2 separate regions of the Homo sapiens genome follow, and region 1 is linked to region 2. Evidence: chromatin contacts called from ENCODE Hi-C data. All regions are on one chromosome and are shown on one strand. Each heading gives the region's core, a stretch centred on a gene start or an enhancer-like site at or near the end of the contact. The rest is flanking DNA. Distances are from core to core; before and after follow the strand shown.

Region 1 (6,797 bases), core at 2,382-4,881, 180 kb before region 2:
CCACCTCTGGGTTGCCCCTCACTCCCCTGTTTTGCCTCTCAGCTTTTCTTGTTTTGTGTTAAACAAATCTCTGGATGAAAACCCCCACTTGAAATCCATTTTCCTGGGTGGGCCCTGAGAGATGGAAACTGGGCTGTGCACAAGGGGAATTGTGAAGGGCAGGCTGAAACCTTCCGGCGACACCCTCCAGTCGGCCCTCCTCTCTTGCGCACCTTTAAGAAGTGAAGGGTGGGCAGGCGATGACTGAGCCAGAGGGGGAGATAGCCTGCAGAGCCTGTGTCCTCACCCCAGGGGCATGTCTGCTGGGGGCTGCGCAGACAGTCTCTGCACGTCCACCCATGTGCTCACTGAACCACAGTGACATGCCACTGACACACAGCAGGGACACCATGGCCCCAGAAAGGGAGCGGGTGGCTGGGAAACCCTCTCAGCACCAAATGCTTCCAACGGCAAAGGCACAGACTAGAGGCGCCTCGGCACCCTTCCTCCATTGCCTGGGGGATTCTGTCAGAACGAGGGGGCAGTTTCCAGAGACAAAGGGAGAGCGTGAAGTCTCAGTCAACATCACCCTCCTAGGATGACTGGACTACAGAACCACGAGCTTTACTTACAAGAGGAAGGAAAAGCCTGCTTGGCACACGTGGCTCGAACAAGCTGCGCTTTTCCCAAAGCCAAATGTCAACTGGGTAGATAGGAGGGGCCTCCCTTCTCCTGCTTCAGACCTGGCCTGACTCCTGTCTCCAAATCTCTTGGGCCTGGGTGAGAGGGCCTCTCCCAAAAGGCAGAGAAAATGAAGCTGGCAGCTGAGTCACGGGCAGCTAATTGTTTCCAGAATCTGCAGTCACCACTTAGTAGGGGTTCAGAGAGAAAGTGAAAGGGTGAGGGAATCATTTCCCCTTCTGGGTCCAAGTACGACAATAAATCCAGAGCAGGGTACAGACAGACAGCTTTCCTGTGTCTTTTTCTTTAGGGAAGAAACATCCACGTGATGCGGCACCTCCTCCCAGGTCTTTGCTGAAGGGACCCCTCAGTGGGAACCCTGAGGAGAACCCCTGCCTGCCACCTCCACCCCTCTCACCAAATGCTTCTGACACAGGCCCCACCCTCAGCGCCCCAAGCCAAGACCCAGCACAGCTCCAAGAGTGGGTGGTGGTGGAGACATCCCATGCTCGCCCTTGCAGAAGCCTAAGATGAGAACCAACTCCTCCTCAGAAAAGAAGCTGAGATGTCTGCAAAACCGCCCTCCACCTCACACAGCACGCTCTCTCTGCCAAGCGGAGCTCAGCCTCCGAGGACACAGACATCTACAGCATCATTATCCTTACCAAGTTACCTCGTGCTTCCCAGGGTGTCAATTCAATTGTAGCCACTCTGTCTTGCAACAGCTTGGCTATTTGGGCCTCTCGTATCTGCCATCCAGCTGCCTCCTAGTAACCCCAGAGATGGCTGGGAGATCAGACTCCAGTTGTCTTTCTTGGGACTGTGACCCTGTGCCTGCAAACAGAGGGCAGGGGAGTTGCCAGCCTCACATCTGCTCAGGGAGCTCATCGGGCGCTGAGCTATTCCTATCCTTGCAGCTGCCAGCACAAGTAGCACAGCTACTCAGCACAGCTGAGTGGCCAACTGTGATGCCACCAAGGGCTCGTGCCGAGGGCAGGTGGGAAACACGAAGAGCCCAAGCCAAAGGAGCAGGCAGGTCCCCCGGGGCCTAGGTCACATGTGCTCACAAGATGTTGGGCTGGAGGGGTGGGGGTCATGGGGTTGGCCACACAGACTCATACCCACAAACACAGTTCTCTCACTCCACACCTCTAGGCCAAACAGAGTCTGTCTGCTTAAAATGAAACTAGGTCATTTGTGACCTGCTGTAGGACCCACCTGGCAGCAGTTCTTCATCAGCTGGTTTGGCTGCAAGGGAACAGGGCAGTAAGCAAACGGCTTGTCACAGTGATACACACGCTTGGCACTTTTAACAACTGCTCTTGCTGGAGCTGTCTGTGACCAAGCAGAGCCGGGCAGAACACCAGTTTCTCTCCAACCACAAAACACAGATGATGAGTTTACAGGCTTATCTTTTGTCAGAACCTCGGTAATTCTGTTCCTTGGAGGAGTAGGAGGGAGGGTCACATATAGGAATGCAGAGGGTAAACAGCAAATTCCCCCATTTCAAAAAAACAAGGATGAAGCCTATCGAGAAAAAGCTGAGTGACGGTAACAGCAAGGACAGGGAAATACCTTGAACCTCATAAACACTGGCGCATTTCTTAAGAAAAATCCATTCAGAAAGATGCCATGGCCCTCCTGTACATATTTAGTAACTATACAGCATAAGACCGAGCTGAGCGGACACATGCAGGGTGGCAGCGGCTCTGAGCTTGCAGCAGCCCCACTGCCAAGTGGCCGCTGTTGCTGGGTGGGGCGCAGGGCGCTGCAGAAGGGAGGAGGTGGAGGGGTTCCCTCAGCCCCTCAATTCTCAGCAGGTCTCGCTCCGTAACAGCGAGGTCTCTGACAAGAAAGCGAGGTGCTGCTGATCCACACGTGGAGACACAGGATTTGGAACGTGCACTCCCACAGTTCCTTCCCCGCCCCATTGCGTCTCCATGGATGCACGCAGAGGTCTCCCACTGAAATGTACTGGGAGTGGGGCTGCCTTCTTCCCAGGCACGGCTGTGAACATCAGCAGGACAGTGCAGCAAGTCTTGGATTGTAGAATGAATCAGGGAAAGCTCAGTCTGACACACAGCACGTGAGTTCTAGAAAAGGGAAGTAACAGTGTGAAGGTTAAACAAGTCCCGATGGTGGAGGCAAGATGAAAGGGAGGATGGACTCACCCCTCCCAACATCACAACCTTCAGGGAAAGGAGGCTCAGCAGTAGGTCAAAGAAAATCTCATGACTAGGCCAGGTGTGGTGGCTCATGCCCATAATCCCAGCACTTTGAGAGGCCAAGGCCGGTGGATGGCTTGAGGCCAGAAGTTCAAGACAGTCTGGACGACATAGCATCACTCTGTCTCTACCAAAATAAAAATAAAAAGTTAGCCAGGTGTGGTGGTGCATGCCTGTAGTCCCAGCTACTTCAGGAGGCTGAGGGGGGAGGACTGCTTGAGCTCACAAAGCCAAGGCTGCAGTGAGCTGTGGTCGCACCACGGCACTCCAGCCCAGGCGACAGAGCAAGACCCTGTCTGAAAAAAAAAAAAAGGGCTCACAATGTAGTTTAACACTGGATCAAAGGGAAAGTTTAATTAGGGCCAATAAAATATATAATTGATACTGAAGGACGGAAAGATCTTAAAAGCTGGGTTTTGAATAGGCGGGTTTAGTGGTCACTGGAGAGGTGCTACAGTACACCAGGCAAGAGAAGAGACTCATGGAACTTTTCTGACGGATACTAAGGAATAGGGAACACAGTTGGCTGGGAGGAGGCACGATCTCATCTGAGCTCATCATAATTAATCATAATGATGTGGGCACCCAGAGGCTATGAACACATTTCTTGTAGGAGGGGAGTGAACTTCACTCTCCCACAGTGTCAGGAACTATTCCTATGCCCCTCACTCCCACCCCCTCCACTTCCCCAAAAACCTTCAACTCTGACCATCTGGAGACTACAGCAGAGACAAGTAAATGAAAAAGCAGAAGTGGCCTGCAAACCACATCACCACCGTGTTGTATTAGAAAGTTGTGAAAGCTTTTTACTTAGTTATTAGGAAAGTGGCTAGGAGGGAAGTGGGGTTGTTTGCTGAGAAGGGATAAGATGCTCAGATATTCTCTGCCCCAGGCACATCACCCTGCTGCCAGGAAAGGACCCAGCAATGCTCACCTTCACAGCCTCAGAGCATGCCAAGGAAGGGCTGCAGGATGGAGCAGAGCTGTGTCTTCACTTCATGAGCTTTTCTAGGATAGGGAAGATACCTGTACCCAGCTTGGTATTTGATATGAGCTCAGCAAGTATGTGTTAAATAAAGGCCCAGATAAATTCAGTTTAGGAATCATGCTAACCTTGCTTTATTGAACATACTGTAGGTTATGTAACTACCTTATTTAACCTTCAGCAGAATCTTGGGAGTGTCAGAAAGGTTAAGAACTTGCTCAAGGTCACAGTAAGTAAGCTGAGGAGTCAAGATTTGAATGTAGACCTTAATTTGTGTCAAGTTTTTCCTACTACACCAAGCTGCTCATTCTCCATCCAGCCCAGTGTTCTGCTAACAGCCCAGTAAGAGCATCCTGACCTCCTCAGTGTCTAAATGGAAGGTTATGTAAGTGTCAGCGTCTCCTAGGAGCCACTCTCTCTTTTTGTATTTAGTGGAGCAGGAGCTCTGTCATTCATCTGTCTAAACCCTTATGGAATTAAACCACCTATCAAAAGAGCTGCTTTTAATAGTTTCCCAAGTTTCTAGCCTGCCATGGTAAATTGTGCTTTTATTTGTGCCAAACTTGCCTGCTGCGGTTTCAGAAACAACCCTCTCCTCCTAGCATCTCAGGTTCTGGTGCCCAGGCTCCACTCTGCCTTCTCCACCCTGGCCACGGTTTTCAATTGAGACAGGCCACCTCTCTGTATTCTGGGCTGAAGAATCCCAGTACTTACCACCTGCCCTTACAAGGTTATCACTTCACTCTCCTCTGCTCAGAGCTTCCCCAGATCCTCTGCATTTCCTTGGAGCAGGAACAAGAGCCAGATACAGAGACTCAGCACAGTAGCACAGGCAGAGAGCCCCAGGAAAATGTCTACATCAATTCTCAGTCTCCTTCCTAGACCATGATGTAGCCCAAATCATTTCTCTTTTTGTTTATTTATTCTCAAATGTATTAACCTATATTTGCCACTTTGGTACGTACTCGCCCTGACTGACAGGCACTTATTTTTTTGTTTGTTTGTTTTTTGCAAAATTTTCCCTAATGGTTTGACTACTCAGAAGTACTTGAAGTCCATGGACTTGGAGATTCTGCACTTAAATCAACCAATCCAATGAAAGCAATCCAGCCAGCTAGCTGGTGGCTTCTGAGTTAGTTTCCTTTCCTTCTGAAAATCAGAGAAGAAACCACAGAATTTTAGAAGCTGGAAAGCAGATAAATGAGTGATAACAGACTATGCACTCAAGACAGACAGACTTGAAGGTTCAGTGTGGAAAGCTGAGTACCCAATTTGTCTAGAGAACCCCAAAGGCTCATGAAATGACACCAGGTACCTCTGGAAGTAGGGGAGGGGACTGAAGCAAGGAAGAGGAGTTAAAGGCTCTTTGAGAAGCAGCTGGATCCCAAGAAGCTCTCCCAACTCCATACCACCAGGCAACTGTCTACGTCCCACCAGTCGAGATATTTATTCTCTGACGAGGACAAAACCGTTTCAGGCCTAGGGGACACGAGGCACCATGCACAGCTAAGGACAAGGCTACAATTATAACAGAGAGAGATCAAGTGAACCTATGTCTACTGAATGGTGAGCCCCCAGCCTTCTTCCCATGAAGCTCTCAGAATGCAGGTAACAAACATTTATCCTCTGGGGAACAGATAGGAAGAAACTTCTCTGGGGAATCTGACAAGCCCATGAGAAAATATCGAAAGAAACTGGCATTTATCGTCCAAACACCAGGCCAACCTGATCACCCTACAGTGAACTGCACTACAGGTTCTGCCAAGAACAAGCACAGAGCTTTCACTCTGATTTTTAGTCTCCTACTTTTAAACATTGTTTGACAACAAAGGTCACCAGGGAAAAAAAAAACAAAGACCCTCTAACAGCAGGTGTTAGAGACCAAATAACACATAATCAACAGAAGAGTACAAATTGGAAGAAACAGAGAGAAGAAACAGAGAAGAATACTTAAACAACAAAAAACATGGCCAGGCGTGGTGGCTCACACCTGTAATTCCAGCACTTTGGGAGGCAAAGGCAGGTGGATCACAAGTTCAAGAGATCAAGACCAGCCTGGCCAACAGAGTGAAACCCCGTCTCTACTAAAAATACAAAAATTAGCCAGGTGTTATGGGGCGCACCTGTATCCCAGCTACTCAGGAGGCTGAGGCAGGAGAATCGCTTGAACCCAGGAGGCGGAGGTTGCAGTGAGCCGAGATTGTGCCACTGCACTCCAGCCTGGCGACAGAGTGAGACTCCGTCTCAAAAAAATAAATAAATAAAATAAAAATAAAAAGCCACTATCATTAATATCCTCAGGGAAGAAAAAATACAGTATCTATGAAACATACATAGTATGTTGTTTTTTCTTAACTGAGAGAAACAGGAGGGGAAGCACATAGAAGGACTGAGGAGCTCTGCTTCCTATCGTGGTAGGCTAATTTGACTAACCCTCCAGCCAGTAACAGTGATAAACTCTGGACGAAATATAAAGAACAACTGTTTGAGGCCAGGTGTGGTGACTCACGCCTGTAATCCCAGCACTTTGGGAGGCTGAGGTGGGAGGATCACTTGAGGTCAGGAGTTCAAGACCAGCCTGGCCAACACGACAAAACCCTGTCTCTCCTAAAACTACAAAAATTAGCCAGGCATGGTGGTGGCCACCCGAAATTCCAGCTACTTGGGAGGCTGAGGCAGGAGAACTGCTTGAACCCAGGAGGCGGAGGTTGCAGTGAGCCGAGATCATGCCACTGCACTCCAGCACGGGTGACAGAGCAAGACTCTGTCTCAAAAATACAATAAAATAATTTTTTTAAAAAAGAACAACTGTTTGAAAGTACTAGAGAGCAACCAAAATCAGGTAAAAATTGGAGGGGTTATGAACCTAGAAAAAAGAGAGACAAAGTAAGAAAAAGTGAGACAAAGTGAGAGCCACTCTTAAGTGT
Region 2 (5,953 bases), core at 905-3,404:
GCCCGCCTCAGCCTCCCAGAGTGCTGAGATTACAGGCATGAGCCACCGCACCCAGCCATATTTTTACTTTTTATATTAATTAAAAAAAAATAAGAGATAGGGTCTCACTATGTTGCACAGGCTGGTCTCCAACTCCTGGGCTCAAGCTATCCACTCGCCAGGCCTCCCAATTTACTGGGATTGCAGGCATGAGCCCCCACACCAGGCCACCCTTTACCCAATTACCCATCAAGGGAAAATAAATATTTTTAATATTAAAATTAAGAACACTCAGTGTATACCTTGTTGAGTTCTTCTATCCTTCTTATTAGGTATGGGTTGCTGGAGGAATTCTCAAAGTAGACATAATCTGTAATTAAAGGAAGTACAGAACTTAATCTTTTTAACAGAAAGTTCAGATTTGTCAATCCAAGACTTTTTATGTTAGGCATTTCACGTTTGAAATTAAGCTCATAATTCATTCACTGGTAAAAGCAAACATAATAATGCAGCCTTAATATATCCTCTCACGTGCCTACTATTCACAGACCTTTATTTTCTTGGCATTTTCATTTCAATTAATGTTTTATCAGTTTCTCCTAGACTTCTGTCCCAATACGTCATTTCTTTAATAATAAACAAAAAAGACACCTCTTATCACTGTGTAGTCAGGGCACGCTAAACATGTGTCCTCTGTACTATAACTACTTCCACATCTTTTTCCTCCAATACAATTTGCCCTGCAGGCTGCTTCTCACATAAAACTATTGACCTAAGACACATTCAGAGCAGGGAGAAAGGCTTCACAGTCCAACCTACATTTCAATCACTACTTAAAAAAAAAAAAAAAAATCAGATGAGCAGAACAGGTTAAGAGGAAGAACGCTGACAAACTTTTCCACAGTTTTACCTGGGAAGATGAGGAAAAAAGGGGGCCGGGGGATCACTTCTAAGAGGCAAAGTGTTCTGGGGGTGATATCAGCATCTTTTTTACCCTTTTACCATATTTAATCCAGATCCATTTAATGTCTTGTGATTAAGAAATTGCTGCAGGCTTTCAACTAAAAGGATAAAATTTTTCAAGTGTGGCTTTTCCTCTCATCTAATAGGCTTGCTGGAAACTTCCCACTGTGTGTTTATCCGAAAGGCAGCTGCATTGTTATTGTCTATCTTAGTGGCTCTTTCGCCGCTCTCTTCTGCAAAGTGGCCTCATTTAGCCAGGCCATTCCCACCACCATCCATCAGAAGCTCGGCTAATGAGCAGAGAAGGAAGAGCCAGTCTCTCATACAAACACGCCACTTATCTGAATTATTATTTTACCAGGAAAGAGGGAGGAGGGCGTCGTGAGTAGGGAGAAAGTTTGTTTGACCTTATTTCTCTCTTCCGCAGAAGACTGGGAAGGAGGCAGGCAGCAGAGCAAACGTCCAGGCAGAGCTCAACTCCCCACCTCCGGCTGAGGTTCCCAGCTCCCACGAAGCCCCATTCGTGGGGGACTGGACCAGAAACGAAAAGGAGGGGGGCCGAGGAAGGGGAGGTGCAGGGCCCCGGCACGCAAACAGGCCCGTCCAGCTGGGCCCCTGGCTGGGCCCCCACCGCCCCCACCCCCACCCCCACCCCAGGCTCCCACTGAGTGGGGAAGAAGCAGGAGAGGGGATGTCCCCTCATCCTCTCCAGCGCCTAGAAGCCACGCAAGAAGGCCACCTTCTCAGGGGGCTCGACGGGCCCTACCCCGATGAGGGTTTCGTGGAGGGGGGTGTCTGGTAATTCGTACCCCCAAGTAGAGGCCTGGCCCTAAACACTGGGCGGGGTGCGAGGGTGAAGGTGGCCCCGGGCCCTCGCGAGCCCGCGTGGGGGGAGGGGAAGGGATGGGTGGGGGTGGGGAGTCCCGGCCCCTCTGCGGGCCCCGGCGCCCCAGCCCACTGCGACCTCAGCCCCGGCGCCCTTGGCTCCCGGCAGTTGGCGTGCACTCGCCCCGGCCCCCCGCTCCCGGAACCCGCTCCCACACGGGCCGGGTCGGGCCGAGCCTGCCTACCTCCGACCCGGTACATGTTGGCCGCCATGTCCGCCCGCCCGCCCGCGGAGCCCGAGCCGAGCCCCGCCCGCCGCCGCCGCCTCCTCCTCAGCCTCAGCCGCGACCGCCGCTGCCGCCGCCGCCGTCGCTGCTGCCTCGCCACGGGGGGGAAGGGAGGGAAGGGAGGGGACAGGGGGTGGGGGAAGTAAAGGGGATGGTACGCCGAGGGGTGGGGGCTGGTGCCCGCCCCCAGCGCCAGGCTAGCAAGGCCGAGTGGGCCGGGCCGGGGGAGGCCCGGGGAGGCTGGAGCGCTGCGGGGCCAGCGGGAATTGGGGGGGAGGGGGAGGGGAAAGGGAGTGGGAGTGGGAGGGAGGGTGGGGGGCCTTGCTGGAAGTGGAGGGCCCTGGGGTCAGGGTCCTGGCTGAGGCAGAGGCCTGCACTCAAATGCGGACCAGGGGCTGTTAGAGAATTAGAGTGGGGGCTGGGGCTTAGCCTCTCCCCAGCACCTCTTCCCCCACCCAGGGTACCCCGTCACCTGTCCACCCCAAGACAGGTCCTCCTTCCCTACCTCTGTCCCTGGGGAACCCCCCTGTGGCTGCCCTAGTAGGCAAGCGCCAGTCTCAATGCAAACTCTTGGATGCAAATAAGTGCAGGCAGCAGGGTGCCTTCCTCGCGGTGAGATTCAAGGGGCCGGCCTGGAGCCTGCAGGCTCTAGGGCCAGGAAGATTCCGGGTGCTTCCCGCCTCGCCAGAGACCCAGCTGGGGACAGAGGTAGAAAAACTCCCTTCCTAGGCCACCCTAACTGCGTCATCGTTTACCCCAAAACTGGGCTGAGCAGAACCAACTGTCCAACACCCAGATGGAGGCCCTGGCTCTAGACGGGCACTGTATATGCAGGGCCTGTTCTGCTGGGAAAAGGGACCTTTAGGAGTGAGGGGCTTCCTTTGTCCATGGGGGAACAGGGCCCTACAGTTCACAATCACCACCACCCCCAAACAGAGGAGATTGTATTCAATCAGTTTCATGTCGATGGACACTTAACTGGTTACGTGCCTAAAGCTTCTAAATGGTTATTGTCCCAGGCCAATTCTCTAAACAACCTCTGTTTTCACGGCCTTCCTACTCTCACAGATACAAAAAAAAAAAAACAACGTTGAATCTTAGCTGGCGATCCCCCAAATGAACACAAATAACTTTCTTTAGAGAAGCCAGTCCATTCCAAAGTACTCCCAGACATTGCTGCATAATAAACACGAAGAAGATTTCTTGGTGTGGTGGCTTGTTTGGAATGTGTGGTGATACACAGCTGTGTGCTGTCGACTCTGGGTTTAAGGTCTGTGCGGGGCTAAGAGGTGCCCCCAGAAAAGAAGGTTGTGTTTTGGTGGTTTGGTGATGACATTTGTGATGGTCACTTATCACAAAGTATTGAGATGAAAAAACTGTGCATAGCTGAGGCAAAATATAAAAATAAAAAATAAAGCACTATTGAATTACATTGACTCTATGACCTGTTTCCTCGTCTATAAAATGGGGACGTGAGTTCCCCCTTCACAGGTGTGGTAAGGATCAGTTGCGATGATATCTGAAAATGCTTTGTAAACCAGGGAACACAGAGCACCATGCAAATAACAGGTGTCTCTTGCTTTCTTTTTAACCCCAGAAAACCACAGATTCCCAAGGGTTCTCTGCTGTGTGTCAAATTCTGAGCCATGTGTCAAATTCTGACCCAAAGAAGAAAGCAAAAGTGTTCTGTTCCACACATTGCATAGCTGTCATTCAACATTTACCAGAGATCCCACCAAAAACATTCTGACAAAACTGACATCACTCCATTTCTGAGCTGACACATAAATAGGGTTGAATAATTCACCTGGAATCACACAGTAAACTGGCAGCAATTTTGGGATTATGAATCAGCCCTTTCCTCTGGCCTAGAATGTTCTGAACCACAGTGTTTCTCCAAGTACAAAAGCCACCTAGAAACCATAAAGTGCAAAGAAGTGGATCACAAGCTTTAGGATGTTTTCCCATTAATTTTTCATAAGCAATTTCTCCTCCTTCGAAATCTTTCCCTGTTTTTGTTAATTCATTGTGTGCCTGTCTCATTTCCCAAGCTTAGTGCTCTTGCCAGGTGTTTATGATGACTGTGCTAACCACAATAAATGGTGAAAGATGCCGAGAAAACTCCTCCCTATGTCCCCTTAGGAACAGCCTCATCCAGAAGCCCCCCATGAAAGGCCTCAAAGACTTGAAGGGGACTAGCAGGAGGTAATGATGGTGGCAGGCCTTAGAACCGTTTTTTGCTCTAGATTCTATATATTAGTCTCTTCCATGTCCAGCTCCTAGGCCAATGTCCTCTACATTTCTGAGCTGACACAGTAGATGCTCAGTATCTGAAGAATAAATACCAACAAATCGTGGACTCAAAGAATCAGAAGAGCTGAATACAAGGACTTTGTGAAACTTTTATATGTCCTAATTCCAGAGAGGTTCACACATAAAGGAGTTCAGCAAATGTTTGTAGATTGAAAGAAACCTTTCAACCAAAGACGGGTGGAAAGCCTGCACCTTTAAAAAAGCAAAGGCGCCTCTCCCTTCTTAGCTACATGGTTTAGACCACAAACTTGTCATCAACCAGCCCTAACTTCACTCCTAGTTTGGCAGTTTAACTATAAAGACCTTGAGCAAGTTACTTAACCCCTCTGAGCCTCAAGAGGGGTTACAAAATATGACTACTGGTTGATACCTACCTCAAAGGCTTATGGTAGAAAAAAAAATTTTTTTTGAGACGGAGTTTCGCTCTCGCTGCCCAGGCTGGAGTGCAATGGCACGATTCGGATTCGGCTCACTGCAAGCTCCACCTCCGAGGCTCAAGCAATTCTCCTGCCTCAGCCTCCCAAGCAGCTGGGACTACAGGTGCCCATCACCACGTCTGGCTAATTTTTGTATTTTTAGTAGAGACAGGGTTTCACCATGTTGGCCACACTGGTCTGGAACTCCTGACCTCAAGTGATCTGCCTGCCCAGCCTCCCAAAATGCTGGGATTACAGGCATGAGCCACCATGCCCAGCCTGGTAAAATTTAAATATAGAAGGTGTTTGGCACTTGTTGGGCGCTTCATATGCGTTAGGTCCCTTCTCTCTATTCCAGTTATTCTCATCACTAAGGAAGAAGTGTCTCTCAGGCCATGCCAGAAATCCCAGGGCAAATCCAGCCCTTCCATGGATGAAATTTCCTTGCACAGTTGTTGCAATTAAAGAACCACATACAAGGTAGTTCTTTACCATTTAGTTGAAGAGAAGTGGATGCAGCAAGAAAGCTATAGGTGGCTAGGCATGGTGGCTCACGCCTGTAATCCCAGCATTTTGGGAGGCCAAGGCAGGAGGATCATTTGAGCCTAGGCAACATGGCAAGACCCCACCTCTACCAAAAAAAAAAAAAAAAAGTTAGCCAGTTGGTGCGCACCTATGGTCCTGGCTACTCTGGAAGAGACTGAGGCAGGCAAATCGCTTGAGCCCAGGAGGTAGAGGCTGTGAGCCATGTTTATGCCCCTGCACTCTAGCCTGGGTAATAGAGCAAGACTCTGTCTCAAAATAAATAAACAAAAGAAAAAAAAGAAAGCTTTAGGTGAATAGGTAAAATGGAGAGTTGGTTTTTGTCTCAACGTAGGGATGGAGTTTTTATATGTGCGAAAAAATAAAAAGAGATTGGTGCCGGTTGGCTGAGCGCGGTGGCTCACACCTGTAATCCCAGCACTTTGGGAGGCCGAGGCCGGCGGATCATGAGGTCAGGAGTTCGAGACCAGCCTGGTCAATATGGTGAAAACCCATCTCTACTAAAAATACAAAAAATTAGCCGGGCATGGTGGCAAGCGCCTGTAGTCCCAGCTACTCAGGAGGCTGAGGCAGAAGAATCGCTTGAACCCAGGAGGCAGAGATTGCAGTGAGCCAAGATCACACCAC

The links. Hi-C counts contacts between places; a loop is a spot of excess contacts on that map. Pooled maps may share reads with other maps.
Region 1: a map of G401 shows a loop between it and region 2 (4-fold over the local background). The contact joins the enhancer-like site here to the promoter of MTA3 in region 2. A Hi-C loop is called at or near these places in 1 of 168 maps with a recorded cell type or tissue (G401), 9 of 37 single-sample maps with no recorded cell type and 5 of 50 pooled maps.

The regions. Positions count from the first base shown.
Region 1 is chr2:42,749,330-42,756,126 of GRCh38, reverse strand. MTA3 (metastasis associated 1 family member 3) reads right to left here. Exons shown (of 17, transcript NM_001330442.2): 17 at 1-2,753. The coding sequence ends at 2,728. Among named protein-coding and RNA genes, the nearest start is that of OXER1, 11 kb to the left of the region's middle. RefSeq lists an enhancer at 1-83. Within about 2 kb of position 3,631, at least 3 of the 41 ENCODE cell types and tissues checked have a DNase peak (open chromatin) inside an H3K27ac peak, as active enhancers do.
Region 2 is chr2:42,564,833-42,570,785 of GRCh38, reverse strand. MTA3 (metastasis associated 1 family member 3) reads right to left here and starts at 2,154. Exons shown (of 17, transcript NM_001330442.2): 1 at 2,013-2,154; 2 at 282-349. The coding sequence starts at 2,040. RefSeq lists silencers at 1,797-1,876, 1,937-2,096, 2,367-2,416, 2,477-2,526 and an enhancer at 2,767-2,906.